Linked DNA regions of Homo sapiens: all the other regions are linked to region 3. A link is a contact called in ENCODE Hi-C or POLR2A ChIA-PET data. All regions are on one chromosome and are shown on one strand. Each heading gives the region's core, a stretch centred on a gene start or an enhancer-like site at or near the end of the contact. The rest is flanking DNA. Distances are from core to core; before and after follow the strand shown. Region 1 holds the start of AHNAK (AHNAK nucleoprotein). Region 2 holds the start of GNG3 (G protein subunit gamma 3). Region 3 holds the start of FADS1 (fatty acid desaturase 1). Region 4 holds the start of EEF1G (eukaryotic translation elongation factor 1 gamma). Region 5 holds the start of GANAB (glucosidase II alpha subunit).

Evidence for each region. Hi-C counts contacts between places; a loop is a spot of excess contacts on that map. ChIA-PET counts read pairs that join two places held with the same protein, here RNA polymerase II (POLR2A). Pooled maps may share reads with other maps.
Region 1: a loop to region 3 is called in a pooled map, with 2.7 times the contacts of the local background. The contact joins the promoter of AHNAK here to the promoter of FADS1 in region 3. A Hi-C loop is called at or near these places in 1 of 168 maps with a recorded cell type or tissue (posterior vena cava), 4 of 37 single-sample maps with no recorded cell type and 16 of 50 pooled maps. POLR2A ChIA-PET finds 5 or more read pairs at or near these places in 3 of 52 experiments (AG04450, WTC11 and activated B cell).
Region 2: a loop to region 3 is called in a pooled map, with 6 times the contacts of the local background. The contact joins the promoter of GNG3 here to the promoter of FADS1 in region 3. A Hi-C loop is called at or near these places in 1 of 37 single-sample maps with no recorded cell type and 5 of 50 pooled maps. POLR2A ChIA-PET finds 5 or more read pairs at or near these places in 1 of 52 experiments (WTC11).
Region 4: a loop to region 3 is called in a pooled map, with 4 times the contacts of the local background. The contact joins the promoter of EEF1G here to the promoter of FADS1 in region 3. A Hi-C loop is called at or near these places in 1 of 37 single-sample maps with no recorded cell type and 4 of 50 pooled maps. POLR2A ChIA-PET finds 5 or more read pairs at or near these places in 1 of 52 experiments (HCT116).
Region 5: a pooled map shows a loop between it and region 3 (4-fold over the local background). The contact joins the promoter of GANAB here to the promoter of FADS1 in region 3. A Hi-C loop is called at or near these places in 1 of 37 single-sample maps with no recorded cell type and 2 of 50 pooled maps. POLR2A ChIA-PET finds 5 or more read pairs at or near these places in 1 of 52 experiments (A549).

The regions. Positions count from the first base shown.
Region 1 is chr11:62,545,427-62,548,126 of GRCh38, reverse strand. It overlaps AHNAK (AHNAK nucleoprotein), which reads left to right and starts at 1,321. Exons shown (of 5, transcript NM_001620.3): 1 at 1,321-1,467. RefSeq lists enhancers at 684-1,214, 1,793-2,303, 2,304-2,700 and silencers at 1,170-1,339, 1,460-1,529, 1,810-1,859, 1,870-1,989, 2,520-2,649.
Region 2 is chr11:62,706,426-62,709,125 of GRCh38, reverse strand. It overlaps GNG3 (G protein subunit gamma 3), which reads right to left and starts at 1,450. Exons shown (of 3, transcript NM_012202.5): 1 at 1,211-1,450; 2 at 732-831; 3 at 1-448. The coding sequence starts at 830. The coding sequence ends at 320. BSCL2 (BSCL2 lipid droplet biogenesis associated, seipin) reads left to right here and starts at 1,702. Exons shown (of 11, transcript NM_001122955.4): 1 at 1,702-2,017. The coding sequence starts at 1,931. It overlaps HNRNPUL2-BSCL2 (HNRNPUL2-BSCL2 readthrough (NMD candidate)), which reads left to right. Exons shown (of 24, transcript NR_037946.1): 14 at 1,802-2,017. RefSeq lists enhancers at 1-998, 2,318-2,700 and a silencer at 2,659-2,700.
Region 3 is chr11:61,815,559-61,818,258 of GRCh38, reverse strand. It overlaps FADS1 (fatty acid desaturase 1), which reads left to right and starts at 1,256. Exons shown (of 12, transcript NM_013402.7): 1 at 1,256-1,704. The coding sequence starts at 1,330. LOC124902680 (a long non-coding RNA gene) reads right to left here and starts at 239. Exons shown (of 2, transcript XR_007062696.1): 1 at 1-239. It also overlaps a transcript of FADS2 not described here. RefSeq lists silencers at 895-994, 1,335-1,534 and an enhancer at 2,055-2,700.
Region 4 is chr11:62,572,534-62,575,233 of GRCh38, reverse strand. It overlaps EEF1G (eukaryotic translation elongation factor 1 gamma), which reads left to right and starts at 1,343. Exons shown (of 10, transcript NM_001404.5): 1 at 1,343-1,403; 2 at 2,492-2,650. The coding sequence starts at 1,392. TUT1 (terminal uridylyl transferase 1, U6 snRNA-specific) reads left to right here. Exons shown (of 9, transcript NM_022830.3): 9 at 1-182. The coding sequence ends at 140. RefSeq lists enhancers at 1-257, 415-474, 258-1,219, 1,175-1,374.
Region 5 is chr11:62,645,170-62,647,869 of GRCh38, reverse strand. GANAB (glucosidase II alpha subunit) reads left to right here and starts at 1,257. Exons shown (of 24, transcript NM_198334.3): 1 at 1,257-1,308. The coding sequence starts at 1,271. INTS5 (integrator complex subunit 5) reads left to right here. Exons shown (of 2, transcript NM_030628.2): 2 at 1-1,022. The coding sequence ends at 850. RefSeq lists a silencer at 1,086-1,165 and enhancers at 1,776-1,935, 2,251-2,700.

The DNA.
Region 1 (2,700 bases), core at 72-2,571, 730 kb before region 3:
GTTTTCACATGTCTCTGCCTGTCTGGATGTCTGCACATGCGGCTCCACCTTTCTGTGTCCATTATATGAGTGCCCATGTCTGTGGTTCCTCTGGCTGTCTCTTCCCTCCCCCACGGCCTGTACTCTGTGCCGGTAACTGGACCTGGACACAGCCCCCAGGGCTGGCAGCAGAGTTGACTGCTGGGTATTTTTAGCCTGTAAACATGTTTGCCATTTCAGAGGACAGGGCCGAGCTGGTCTCAGCTCCAGCCCACTCATGATCTTGCAGCAAGGAGGGCGCTCCTGCCTTGGCCAGGTCTCCTTAGTTCCCCAGCCTGGGGTCTCTCTTTCCTTAGCATTTGGGAAGGAGGGGAAACTGGCTTGGAGCGGGCAGTGGGTGGCCACCTAGGAGGGAGGATAAAAGGACTCATGAGGGAGAAGAGAAAGGGAGTGTGGAGGGGAGTGTGTAGCCAGAAGGCCCCCGCACCCCATCATTAAACGTTTAATAAAATCTCGATGTAGTTAGAAGTGGCTGTGGGAAATCGCTGTAAATTAGGAGACTCAGCGTCCCGCAAGTGGGGAGGCGGGGGCGGCGCTCAGAGAAGGAATGGGAGGCAGAGGAAGCGCTGGGGCTCTGGCTCCTGGGGGCGGGAGTCTGGAGAGGAAGGTGGGCGTCGGGTCCGCTGTCCAACGCCCGGGGTCCTCACCCCCGTATGCCCGCGGCCTGCGCAGCACCGCGGTGCGCGAGGCACTGGTGACCCCGGCTCCTGGGGGGTGGAAATCCAAGCCAGTTCTGTGCGGATATGGACGGAGGGGCCCCCAGAAAGAGAGAACGCGAGAAATGGGCGCGGCAGCACGGAGCTTGGGAACCAAGCAAGGAGGCTGGGGCCTGGGATCTGAAGTGTAGTTGCCTAAGCTGAGAGAAAACTCAAAGGTCCGGAGCAAGCTGACGGTCGCGGCTGAATCACCCAGCCACCTTCAGAGCCCCCAGGCCCTTCCTGCAAAATAAGTTGATTCGCAGTTCCAGCTGTGAGGGTGAGCCCAGGGAGCCTGCAGGAGTTTCTTGCCAATGAAGCCACACAGTGCACATGTTGGAGAGCAGGTCCAGGTCCGGGACAGGACAGGGGGCAGTGGATGCGGGGAGGGGGGGAAAGAATGTCCCCGCGTCCCCCAGCGGCCCCCCTCCCCAGCAGCCCACTCCCGGGTCCCTCCAGGGTCTGCCCCGCTCGCCAGTCCCAGCCCCGCTCCGGCCCCGCCCGGCCCCGCCCTCTCCCCACAGCTCCGGGCAGACCCGCCCGCCCGAGCCGGAGTTACAAGAGCCGCCTCCGCGCACGGGGGCCCGGCCACTCGGAGCTGCTCTGCCGCGGGGACTGCACCGCCCGCCCTGCCAGACCCGCCCGGAACGGGGCTCGTCGCCGCCAGTAGCCGCAGCACCGCAGCCTTGGGCCTCGCGCCGGCTATGGCCGTGCCCTGGGGCTGAGCCCTCAGGTAGGGGCGCCAGGCGCACCGTGGCGCCATCGGGGTCCGGGGCACCAAGGGCGGGTCGCGGGGAGGTGGGTTGCGGTGCTCCGGCAGGGCGCGTTGTTGGGGGTGTCACTGTGAGGATTCAAGCAGTTTGGAGCAAGCGGGGCCACCCGGGGCGGCGACGCGTCGCTCTCTGGGAGCGGAGTTCTGCCTCTGGAGTTGGGGCGCAAGTTGGTTAAAGTTGGAAAATCGCTCCGAAGTGCTTTGCTCCACTCTTTATTTCTCCGGAGGGCGGACTGTTGGCTCCACTGCAAGGCAGGGCGCCCCGTTCCGGGCCTGGTGGCCTCTGTCCCACCTCCTCTCCCTGCATGGGGCGGTGGCTCGGGGGCTGCTCCGTTCGTATCCCATGTTTACTGGAGGGGAAATTTCCGAGATCGCCACCGCGGCCCCCAGCGCCTCCGCGCCTCCGCGACCCCGCACCGTGCGCCCCCTCGGCTGTCCTTCCGCGCTCCCTGCACCTCTGCCCCTAACCGCGTCCCGAGTCGTCCAGGCCCCACCCTGTTCTGTACCACCAGCCCCTCAGCCTCCTCCAGCTGCCCCGCCCTAGCCTTGCCTCTCCGCGTTCCCCGCTCCAGAAAACCTTCCTCTCGGGCCGCGGAACCTGGAAGTTTGCAATGCGCCTCCCAGCGGGATGGGTGGGGAGGGGGACAAAATTAGGGAGATTCCTATGCTGAGGTGGGCGAGGAGGGGGGTGCGCTGCGGCGGCCCAGTCCTCGGGACCGCCCCTTCCCCTCCGGAGGCGGCGCTTTCCCCCCGCCCAACTCCCAAACCCGTCCGGGCGGGATGGCCCCCGCCCCAGAGCCTGGCCCGGCGCCAGCAGCCTGAGGAATGTGGTGGTTGGAGCCGGTGACTAATTCAAACCAGAACTCAGGGAGGAGTGGTGAGGGGCAAAGGGGAGGAGGAAGGGGCTGTGTGTGGGAGTTGGGGGCAGGAGCCGGGCTTGGCGTGGGAGGAGGGCTAAGCTGCGCTCGCTGGAACCCTGCGCTCCAGCGGTGCGCGCCAGGAGAGGGGGCCCGAAGCGAGGTCTCGCCTAGAGTTGGAAAGGCAGCGTGCTTAGGGTGTGTGCAGAGCTGTGTTATGTAAGGCTTTCCCATGCAAGGGGAGGGGGTGTGTGTGTGCAGTGTGCGAGGGCCTGGGCCGTCCCTGGCAGGGCTGGTCGCCCCCCAGCAGTGCCCAGGCCGGGATGTGGGGGCGCAG
Region 2 (2,700 bases), core at 201-2,700, 890 kb before region 3:
TGGCCCATCCCTCTCCATTGTCTGAGCAGGTCACCGAGGGAAGCGGGCAGGACGCGCTGGCAGAGTCTGACGGGGCCCTGCTGTGGGTGGAGCAAAGGGTGCCTCATATCTCTGGGGTGCTTGGGGTCGGCCACAAAGGTGGTAGGAAATGGGGTCGACAGATAGGTGAGGGTGGGCCTTGTGCTTCAGATAACCTCACATGGTCAGGCAAGGGTTAGGGATGGGATGCAAGGAGCCTAAGGGGCTCACAACAATTACTGACCTAAGGAAGGGCCCAGGAGAGGGAAAAGGGAGGAGTTGTGAGAAGGGACAGGGGAGCTCAGAGGAGAGCACAGAAGAACTTCTTCTCCCGGAAGGGGTTCTCCGAAGTGGGCACAGGGGTGATGAGGGGATCCTCACAGGCGTGGGCATCACAGTAAGTCATCAGGTCTGCTGCTGCCTTGGACACCTGGGACACAGCCAGGAAGGGTATTGTTAGCCAGGACCTCTGAAGGGGACTGCAGCCTCCCTCCCCAAATGGGTTCTCTTTTGCCATCTCCAGGGCTCCTTACGACTTGTCTTCTCCCTCATCCCCCCCAGAGGCCTGGGGACAGCTCTCTCTACAGAGCCCCAGACTCCTCCCCTGACCTCAGGGAGTGAAGGAAAGAACGCATCTCTTATCTTGAGCTTTGGGAACCTGCAGCACAGCACAGCCTGGCCAACTAATGGGAGCCAGCCAGGGTCCCACCTACCTTTATCCGACACAAGCTGGCTTCAATCTTAAGCTGTTCCACCATCTTGCGTGCTTGCCCAATACTCATAGTGCTGTTCACCGGGGTCTCACCTTTCATCCTGGAAAAAAGAGGGACCTCTCAGAGCACAGTCTCAGCTGGAGGCCCCCCTCCATGCTCACTCCACACCAACCTTTACAAGGCTGTGGTCATACCCCAATATTTTGTTCCCCTCCTATCCTCCTCCTCCTCCTCCAGTGGACTGTCTCATCCCTGTATTCCTCATGGAAAAAAATAGGGTGGGATGAGGTGCTCCCCAAACTCCCTCATGGCCTGGGCCACAGATCATTAAACCTTACACAAATGATTTAAGGCTTTTCAGCCCTTCAAACCATGTGTGTTCCCAGCTCTGAAGACCTCAACCAACCCTGATGAGGAGGGCACATCACCCCTGTCTGCTCCAGTGAGCCCCAACAGGAGAAAAACAGGCCATTACTTACCTGAAGCCACAAGCGGCAGTAGCAGCCCTGGGTGTAGGGTCAGTGGAGGGTACCAAAACCTTCTGCCTGAAATGGGTGCCCCACCCAGTAGGGAGTTGCAGCTGAAAGTATCTGATGCAGAAGCAGTGACTATACGAAAGGAGGCCCCTGGGGAGGGCCAGGCCAGAGGTCTGGTCTCAGTTTCTGCAGCTCAAGCACTGTCTGGATGGCTGGTACCTGAAGGATGAAGGATGCTAGAAGGAGCTGCTCAGATCCTGGAGCATACCAACTGCCTGGCCAGTGGGGGAGCCTAGCTGCCTGCATCCCTGCGCACACCCCCACTGTCGCTAGTTCACTGCCTGCCCCTCCCCCATTGCAGGCATCCTGACTCTGGGCTAGAGACCTCCCCAACAGAGCTGAGGCCAAGGCCGACTCCCCCTCTCAAATGGCGTGGTCTGGGCCTATGACGGCCCCTGCAGTGGAGTCTGTACTGGCTGCGGGGGACCCTGCTCATTTGAAAATCTGACATCAGCTGGGCAGTCGCCCCCCTCCTCCTTTCCTCCCTCTACTCTGACACAGCACTTAGCACCTGAATCTTCGTTTCTCTCCCAGGGACCCTCCATTTTCCATATCCAGGAAAATGTGATGCGCCACAGGTATCAGCGTCTGGATCGCCACTTCACGTTTTAGCCACAAGTGACTCAGTGGAAGATCCAGAGTCAACAGAGGCTCGTCAGGAAGATGTCTACAGAAAAGGTAGACCAAAAGGAGGAAGCTGGGGAAAAAGAGGTGTGCGGAGACCAGATCAAAGGACCGGACAAAGAGGAGGTAGGGGCCCTTGTGGGGACAGTCAGCAGAAATATACTGGAAATAGGTGGGCTGGCGTGAAGGGGGCGGGGGGATGGATTGGTTTTAAGAATTTCATTCATTTTGAATAGATTACTTCCCACGCCCGCAGCAGTGTGCAAAGATGTACACAACACTGGCCTTGCCTCTGAAGGACTTTATCTGGGGTGATTAGACGTCTACAAAATAGAAGACTGCCAAAAGCTAGTCTAGATAATGTGCTGTGGGGACTCTGAGGGAGAGTGTATCCAGTTAGGGTCAGAGGAGGTCCACAATGCTACCACGCTGGGAACAGGGCACTAATCTGCCTGCGCAACAACGCAAGAGGCCCAGGTTGCCGCAAACTGCAACATGCTCTAGGCGAATGCCCCCGCCTTAGATGCCTACAGGTCCTAGGAGCTGTGGGCGATAAAAATCAGCGCCAGCTGGATGACCGCCTCACTCGGCCGCTTCGCGGGTGAAATGGCCTGTGGTGAAGGTGTGCACGGAGGGCTGTGATTGCAGTCTCAAGGGAGAGCCGAGCGGAGGCTGCAGTCAGCGCATCCCCTGGGGCACATCTTGGGGCCTGCAGGGAGGCAGGCGTCTTTCCCCTTTGGTCACGGTAACCGGAGGGAAACCTGCCGCAGAGAGAGCCAGTGGCGAGCGCAAGGAGACAGCGACCTCGC
Region 3 (2,700 bases), core at 7-2,506:
CCATTTCGAACCTCAATTTTCTTATCTATAAAATGAAGAATTTGGATGGAATGAATTAATCCTTTTCTACCAGAAATCTAGCCATATTTCACCTAGTCTATTCTGTATCACCCTCTCCTGACTCCTACGTGCTCAGAATCTAGCTCAGTGCTTGGGACAGTTATGTTTCCTTTCCCTTTGAAGTGCCCAAATACCAGTGTAATGAGAAATATGGCAGAGCCTGAGAGTTCAGAGCACAGGCCAGGGTCAAATCTCAGCCCTCCACTTACAAGCTGTGTGACAAAATAACCTCCCCCGGGCTCAGTTTCTTCACTGTAAATTAGGTTAATTGTTCCAACCTCATAGGGTTGTTAGGAGAATTAAATGAGTTAAGGTTTGCAAAACGCTAAGAACAGTGCCTGGCACACAGTAAGTGCTTTATAAAGTGTTTGTTGAATAAATAAAATTTTGGACCTAAACTCTGGGTCTCTTCAGGACTGCAACAGCTTTGTAACTGGCAACCCCACTTTTAGGTGCGTTCCCACTCCTCTAAAACCCAGAGATCTAAATGCCAAATCTCTCTGCTTAAAAAGTCTCCCAGGGCTCCTAGGCGCCTCCAGGCTAGAACAGAAATGCCTCAGCTTGAAGACCCAGGCTTTTCAGGTGAAACACCTAAGGGTCAGGAGACGCTAGGATCATCACTCAAGGATCCCAGTGAATTTTTCCAAAATACAATAAAAATAAAAACAAAAAGAGGCAAACAGGGTTATAAAAATTGTGGGGCATTTTAAATGTTTCATTGAACAAATTAAAGCATTAACAGCCCTCCCCCAACCACCACCAAGCCCAAGAGACCGTAAATATGCTGTTCACAAGATAACTGCAACTTTCAAGGGCTCTCAGGCTGCTACTTCGGGCAGCACAATTGGCGGCACGACGTGGCAAGCAGGCAGTAGTTTCCAACCCTGGAGGGTCAGCGTCTGGAGACCCCGGCCAAGGCATCCACAGCCTAAAGATGATGTCCGCGACCGCCCGGGCAGCCTCGTGCACGGAAAAACCTCAACCCCGGCCCCGCCCACCCTTCCTGCGGCCACCCCGCAGCCCTGGCCCCTCAGTCCATTCACTCCTGCAGCGCGGCCCCGCACCCAGGGCCTGCACTAGAACCGCTGTTCCTACCGCGGCGCCCCCTGGGAGCCAACGCCGCGATGCCCGCCTGACGTCAGGAAGTCGAATCCGGCGGCGACGCCTTTAGGGAGCCCGCGAGGGGGCGCGTGTTGGCAGCCCAGCTGTGAGTTGCCCAAGACCCACCGGGGGACGGGATCTCGCTCCCCGCGCCACGAGGCTCGGCCAATGGGAACGCGCGCTGCGAGGCCCGCCGGTCTGCCCTGCGGTGCTGAAAACCCGGCGCGCAGGCGGCTGGCTCTGGGCGCGCGCCAGCAAATCCACTCCTGGAGCCCGCGGACCCCGAGCACGCGCCTGACAGCCCCTGCTGGCCCGGCGCGCGGCGTCGCCAGGCCAGCTATGGCCCCCGACCCGGTGGCCGCCGAGACCGCGGCTCAGGGACCTACCCCGCGCTACTTCACCTGGGACGAGGTGGCCCAGCGCTCAGGGTGCGAGGAGCGGTGGCTAGTGATCGACCGTAAGGTGTACAACATCAGCGAGTTCACCCGCCGGCATCCAGGGGGCTCCCGGGTCATCAGCCACTACGCCGGGCAGGATGCCACGGTGAGCGCAGCCAGGCGGGGGCACAGGAGAGGGCGGGACCGGAGGCTGAGTGCAGGGGAGACAGAGTTACGCACTCCGAGCCAAACACCGACTAATTCGGAGGAAAGCCCGGAGGCGCCTGATCATACCTGTTGCCCGGTGATTGGGTGTCCTGCGGATGCGGGATGAAAAGGCGGGAGAGAGGCCTGGAGAAGTGGAGTCTGGGGAGTGGGGATGGAGGCCAACAACACGCACACACAAACAAAGGGTCCCGCCTCCCTGCCGTGCATTCCATCTGCAGCCCCGAGCCTCAGGTCTCTGGGCGGGGACAGAACCCCGAGCTGGGTAGGCTAGGAGGGAGGAGAGCAAGGATGCAGGCCGCCTGGGGAGGGAGGGGGTCAGTGGCCAGGGGAGGGAGTCACATCCTGTCTCGATGGCTAGGAGAGGCAGCGCAGCCGCGTCTGGACCTAGGTGCCGGTCTCCACTCGCCAGCAGGAGCGGAGAGGGAGCAGGAAAGGAGCCCATTCTCGAGGATGGGGCTGAAACGGGAAGCTTGGGGAGACCGCTGCCTTGGGGACCCCTGCGTCGTGTGAAGACTGGAGGACGCGGAAGGGACAGCGCTGGCCGGGGAGGGCAAGCGGCCGCTGGCGTACATAAGGGATTGGGAATGGCATACACTTAGCGAGGACCCCCAGAGCTGTTCTCGAATCGCCGGGGAGGCCACTGAGCCGCAGGCCAGCGAGGTCTTCAGCTATTCCGCGGAGCGGACCGCTGTTTACGCTCTGGGGCGGTAGGCCCTTCGCGGGGTCCTGTCCCTTCTTCCCTTGGTCTCACTGCGGGGTCGGCGCGCGCCCCAGCCCCAGGCCTGCTGCTTCCCTTTCTAGACCACAGCCCTCAGAGCTAAGGCCCCGGCGCCTCTCTGCTGGGTTGGAGTCCTGGGGACTCAGTCCTAGGGACTCGAAAGTCGGGGCGTTCCCTTCACCGCGTTTCCCCCTTGGCGGCCAGAATGGCGTCCCC
Region 4 (2,700 bases), core at 94-2,593, 760 kb before region 3:
TGCTGAGCTTTGTGGCGTCTGTCTCCCCGGCTGACCGAATGCTCACTGTGACCCCGCTCCAGGATCCCCAAGGCCTGTTCCCTGATCTCCATCATTTCTTACAGGTTTTCCTCCCTCAAGCAATTCGACATCTCAAGTGAAGACATGGCCCCTGAAGGGCAATAAAGCTGCTAGTTTATTAATACAGTCTCCCGTTTCCTTTCATTTCCATCTGGTCATAATCCCCCTTCCCCTCCCCCAGAACTTCCTGCAGCTGCTCCCGTCTGACCCCGAACATGGGTCTCTCCCTGTTGCTCTCCACCCCACCAGCTTCTCCTTCCTACAGTTCGCACAGCTCGAGGGGAGTGCGGGGGCAGCACCGCGCGTGGCACCTGGCACCCGCGCAGAGTTCCTGAATGGCAGAGCGGTGGGTGGCTCCAGCAGTACTGAGAAGAGCCAGGTTTGCCTCCACATTCTTCCTGTCGCCTCAGATTTATGCGCACAAGGACGGAGATTTGCGTTCAGCGTTCTTCATTCTCTCCTTTAAACGAGGAGAGTTCATCCCGTTCTTAAACTGGGTAAGAGATTTCAAACCTGAACATGGGTCAAAAGCCATGAACATCAGAAGCGACGATGTCAGGTCTTCCAGCGTCAGCCCCTCCAGGGGCCGAGTCCGGAGGAGGTGGGAGGGACAGGGCGCGTTCTCCCTCATGTCCCTGCCCTGCTTCGGGCCGGAGGGCCGGTGCCCTGCTCGCAGTAACAGCACCCTGGAGCTGTCAGGGGTTGGATGTGAGCAAACCTCACTTTGGCAGGCGGGTTCAGACCGGGGCCCCTGTTAGACGCTCATCCCTTTCTGGAGGAAAAGCAGAGCAGGAACTAAAGGGATTTAGCACACACACTGCCACCTCCGCGCAGCAGCTGTTCCTCGCTCCCATGAGTTTCATAGAATCATGTGAGGGGCTTGGCAAAATCTACCATCAAGTCACTTGTCCCTGGGAGGGCCAGAGAGGGACGCCCCCAGTAGCACTGGCCGCGCCGGGCCAACAACCGCGCCACGTAGCCAAGAACTCGCGGCTTTTCCAGCGGGTTCTCACAACTTCCCCGCCCTCCACGCTGTCTACCTCCACGTCTAGACTCCGATTGGCCCGCTGCACCTGGGGGGCGGGCCAGTCAAGAGCTCCAATGCGCAGGCCCGAGCTTTTTCCGCGCTGGCCAGCAGGCCCCACCCACCCAGTTCTTTTTCCAATTCAGCGCCACTGGATACCGAACTGTCGTACGTATGTCTTCTGTTTCGTCCTCGCTTTCCGGCTGCTGTTTCTCCACGGCTCTCCTCTTTCCCCCTCCCTTCTCTCCCGGGCGGCTTACTTTGCGGCAGCGCCGAGAACCCCACCCCCTTTCTTTGCGGAATCACCATGGCGGCTGGGGTAAGTTTGCTGGCTCTGGTGGTTCGGGTCATCCTATCCACCGCCATCCTTTGCCCGAGTGGGGCCAGTCGGCGCCAGAGGAGTTCTGAGGTTGAGTGGGGAACTGATTCGGGGGTCTACAGACTGTACTGCTGGAGAGTAGGGTTCCTAGGGCCTGGAGGGGAACTGAGGCTGGGGCTCTCGGAGGCCAGAGGTGGAAGGGTCTGGGGAAGAGGAGAAAAGAGATGCCGGGTCTGGGCCGTCCGAAGCCTGAGAAAGGGGTTCGGCTCTGTTGCCGCTTTGAGGCGTGGTATCTGGGCAGGTTGACGAACTTCTGTGTCCGTTTTGTGGAGTAACACAGGGGACAGGTTGAAGAGGAGGGTCTTTGTAGGCAGGTCCGGCTGGCACGGTTAAAGGTCGTCTCTCAGGGAGGTTTGGGAGCGAGAGGATTCTCCGGACAGTGAAGTCAGACCAATTGGACTCCGCTGGCCGGCATAATAGAGAAGCCCAACGCCGGGGAACTCGCTGCGGGACAGGACCGGAGGGATGATATTCGCGACACGGAAAGAAAGGCTTTTTGAGAGAGAGGAGTTGATTTAAGAAGACGGCATGCCATCCCCTATCTCTGGCTAGTCTGAGGGGAACTAGAAATCTCTCGATCGTCGTGCGTGCCTTAGAGACAGGACGATGCTTTTGAAGCGGTGAGCAGCTGAGCAGTAGAGTAGGCAGGCGCTCGGAACCATCAATGAATGAAGCGAGGGCTCCGGGAAGGGAGGAGAGTATGTTTGTAGGCAGATGGAGTCTGATGGAGCTAGAAGTTCTGGATTTCTTGGAGATAGATTTGAGAGGAAGAGAATACTTCCAGAGGTGTCCTTAGGGAAGGTCAAATCTGTCAACAAGCTTTATTTAGCAGTTGGTGTGTAGTTCTGTTCTTGGTATTTCGGAGGATTCTGATTACATATGACAAGTACTAAAGGACTTGGTTCACCAGAGGAAGTAAAAGGGTGAGTTGAATACATTGGGATTATTCAGGAAAGTCATCCTGGAGAGTGGCATTAAGGACTGGGACCCTTCTACTCATTAATTTTGTCCCTCTCTTTCTCCCATAGACCCTGTACACGTATCCTGAAAACTGGAGGGCCTTCAAGGCTCTCATCGCTGCTCAGTACAGCGGGGCTCAGGTCCGCGTGCTCTCCGCACCACCCCACTTCCATTTTGGCCAAACCAACCGCACCCCTGAATTTCTCCGCAAATTTCCTGCCGGCAAGGTGAGTTGGGAGATGGGGAGCATCCTTCGGTTCTGAGAAACCAAGGCCCT
Region 5 (2,700 bases), core at 8-2,507, 830 kb before region 3:
AGCTGTGCCAGGTCCTGGAGGGATTTGGTCAGTTTTCCATGCTGGAGTCATCGGCCGTGGCTTAAAGCCACCCAAGTTTGTCCAGTCACGAAATCAGCAGGAAGTGATCTATAACACCCAGAGCCTCCTCAGCCTCCTGGTTCACTGCTGCAGTGCCCCAGGGGGCACTGAATGTGGGGAATGCTGGGGGGCACCCATCTTGAGTCCAGAGGCAGCCAAAGCAGTGGCAGTGACCTTGGTGGAGAGTGTGTGTCCCGATGCAGCTGGTGCAGAGCTGGCCTGGCCCCCCGAGGAACACGCCCGGGCCACCGTGGAGCGGGATCTCCGCATTGGCCGGCGCTTCCGCGAACAGCCCCTGCTCTTTGAGCTGTTAAAGCTGGTAGCAGCTGCACCCCCAGCCCTGTGCTACTGTTCCGTGCTGCTTCGGGGGCTGCTGGCCGCCCTCTTGGGCCATTGGGAAGCCTCTCGCCACCCTGACACGACCCACTCCCCCTGGCACCTGGAGGCATCCTGCACCTTAGTGGCTGTCATGGCTGAGGGAAGCCTCCTGCCTCCGGCCCTGGGTAATATGCATGAAGTATTTAGCCAACTGGCACCTTTCGAGGTGCGTCTGCTGCTGCTCAGTGTCTGGGGTTTTCTCCGGGAGCATGGGCCCTTGCCTCAGAAGTTCATCTTCCAATCAGAGCGGGGTCGCTTCATTCGGGACTTCTCCAGGGAGGGTGGAGGTGAGGGTGGACCCCATCTGGCTGTGCTGCACAGTGTCCTCCACCGCAACATCGACCGCCTAGGTCTTTTCTCTGGCCGTTTCCAGGCACCTTCACCGTCCACTCTCCTTCGACAGGGGACGTAGCCTTTTCTTGCTCTGGAAGCCCAGGGAGGTTGAGCAGTGAGAGAGGGAAGGGACTAACGTGCTCCGGAAGGGTGGAGGTTTCTCTTCTAAGTCCTTGGTCTAAAGAGCGCTGTCACTTTTTTCTCTCCCACTTTTTTTTTTCTAAATAAAATTTGCCAACTTGAGAAAACCAGTCCAGTGCTTCTGTCATGCTGAGAGCGTGCAAAGTCTGACAGCGCCTGGCTCTGGACGTTCCCGCCCCTGGCCTGAAGCCCCGCCCCCTGCGATAATTTGGAGTGCGCACTCTACCAATGAGACAGCTGCCCGGCGGCGCTCAGGTCGAACCAATCATAAGGCCGGAAGGGGCGGGAACTAGGATACGTGGCTGAGCGCGCGCGATGGGGCGGGAGGTTTGGGGTCAAGGAGCAAACTCTGCACAAGATGGCGGCGGTAGCGGCAGTGGCGGCGCGTAGGAGGCGGTGAGGAGCCCGGAATCTGGGGGCGCGCCCGGGACGCCCCCAGATCCCCCAAGTCCCATTCCACTCCTTCCTGTGTGTCTCTTGACACTCTGCCACCCCCGGCCTCGTGAGGAACCTTTGTTCCTCTGGAGGCGGCCTCAGACGCCTCCGGTCTCCCCGTGGTAGATCCGAGCGACGCTGGGGGCCTTGCCTGTGGGGCTCCGGGCTCCCGCCCGGCGGTTTAGTAAAGCCACAGCTGTGCGTCTTTCTTGGTCTTGGCCGCTCTCAGCCGCCGCCCTCCTTTGGCTGCTTGCGGCGGTCAACGTCGCCGCCCCCTTCCTGCAGTGCGCGGGGTCGTCGGGGCGGGGGAAAAGATGCGGCCTGGCCTCGGGGAATGCAGCCTGCGGCCCCGCGGCCCCTCGGCTGAGCTGGAAGCACCGGGCCAGCAGTTAAGCCTGTACTACCCTTCTGGCTCTACCCTGTAGAGCTCCGAATCCTCCTCTGCCCTTGTCTTCACGTGAGCACCAGCTCTGGCTTAGTTCAGTGTCCACGGTCGCTGGGCACGGCCCAGGGTCCAGTAAGCTCACGGCGTGGATGGTGTTGCTCAAACACAACATGTAATCGAATGGCTTGGTCCACGCTCTCGGGTTTATATTACTGGGGAAAAAAAAAGATTCGAAACATATCACCAGTGCCACAAATGTTTACTAGGACCTAACGGATATACTGGGGTGGGGTAGGCGTGTACTCTCCAAAGCGATGAAGAAAGCGTGGATCATAAACTCAGTTCCCTCGGAGCCTGTGATCTGAAACAATAAATGCGTGCAACTTGCCCTGCAGCTTATTCCTGACTTTGGCCTATGAACACCTCTCTTGGGGTGGTCAAGGCCGCCGTGAATTCCTTAGGGCCCTCCAACAGGTCATATCTGAAAGATGCTTTAGGAATCCTATCTCCATTGGCATCTTTCCGAACCAATTTTACAGACTGTGCAAATAGGGCCCCAGAGGGTATTTAACTCACTGTACGTCTTTTTTTTTTTTTTTTGAGAGACAGAGTCTCGCTCTGTTGCCCAGGCTGGAGTGCAGTGGCGAGATCTCGGCTCACTGCAAGCTCCGCCTCCTGGGTTCACGCCATTCTCCTGCCTCAGCCTCCCGAGTAGCTGGGACTACAGGCACCCGCCACCACGCCTGGCTATTTTTTTGTATTTTTAGTAGAGACGGGGTTTCACTATGTTGGTGAGGATGATCTCGATCTCTTGACCTCGTGATCCACCCGCCTCGGCCTCCCAAAGTGCTGGGATTACAGGCGTGAGCCACCGCGCCCGGCCTCAACTCACTGTACTTCTATTTACTGCTGCTTTTGGCAGGTGGACGTGGGTCAGTGGCCAAGAGTGCCTGTTGCAGTCACTCAGG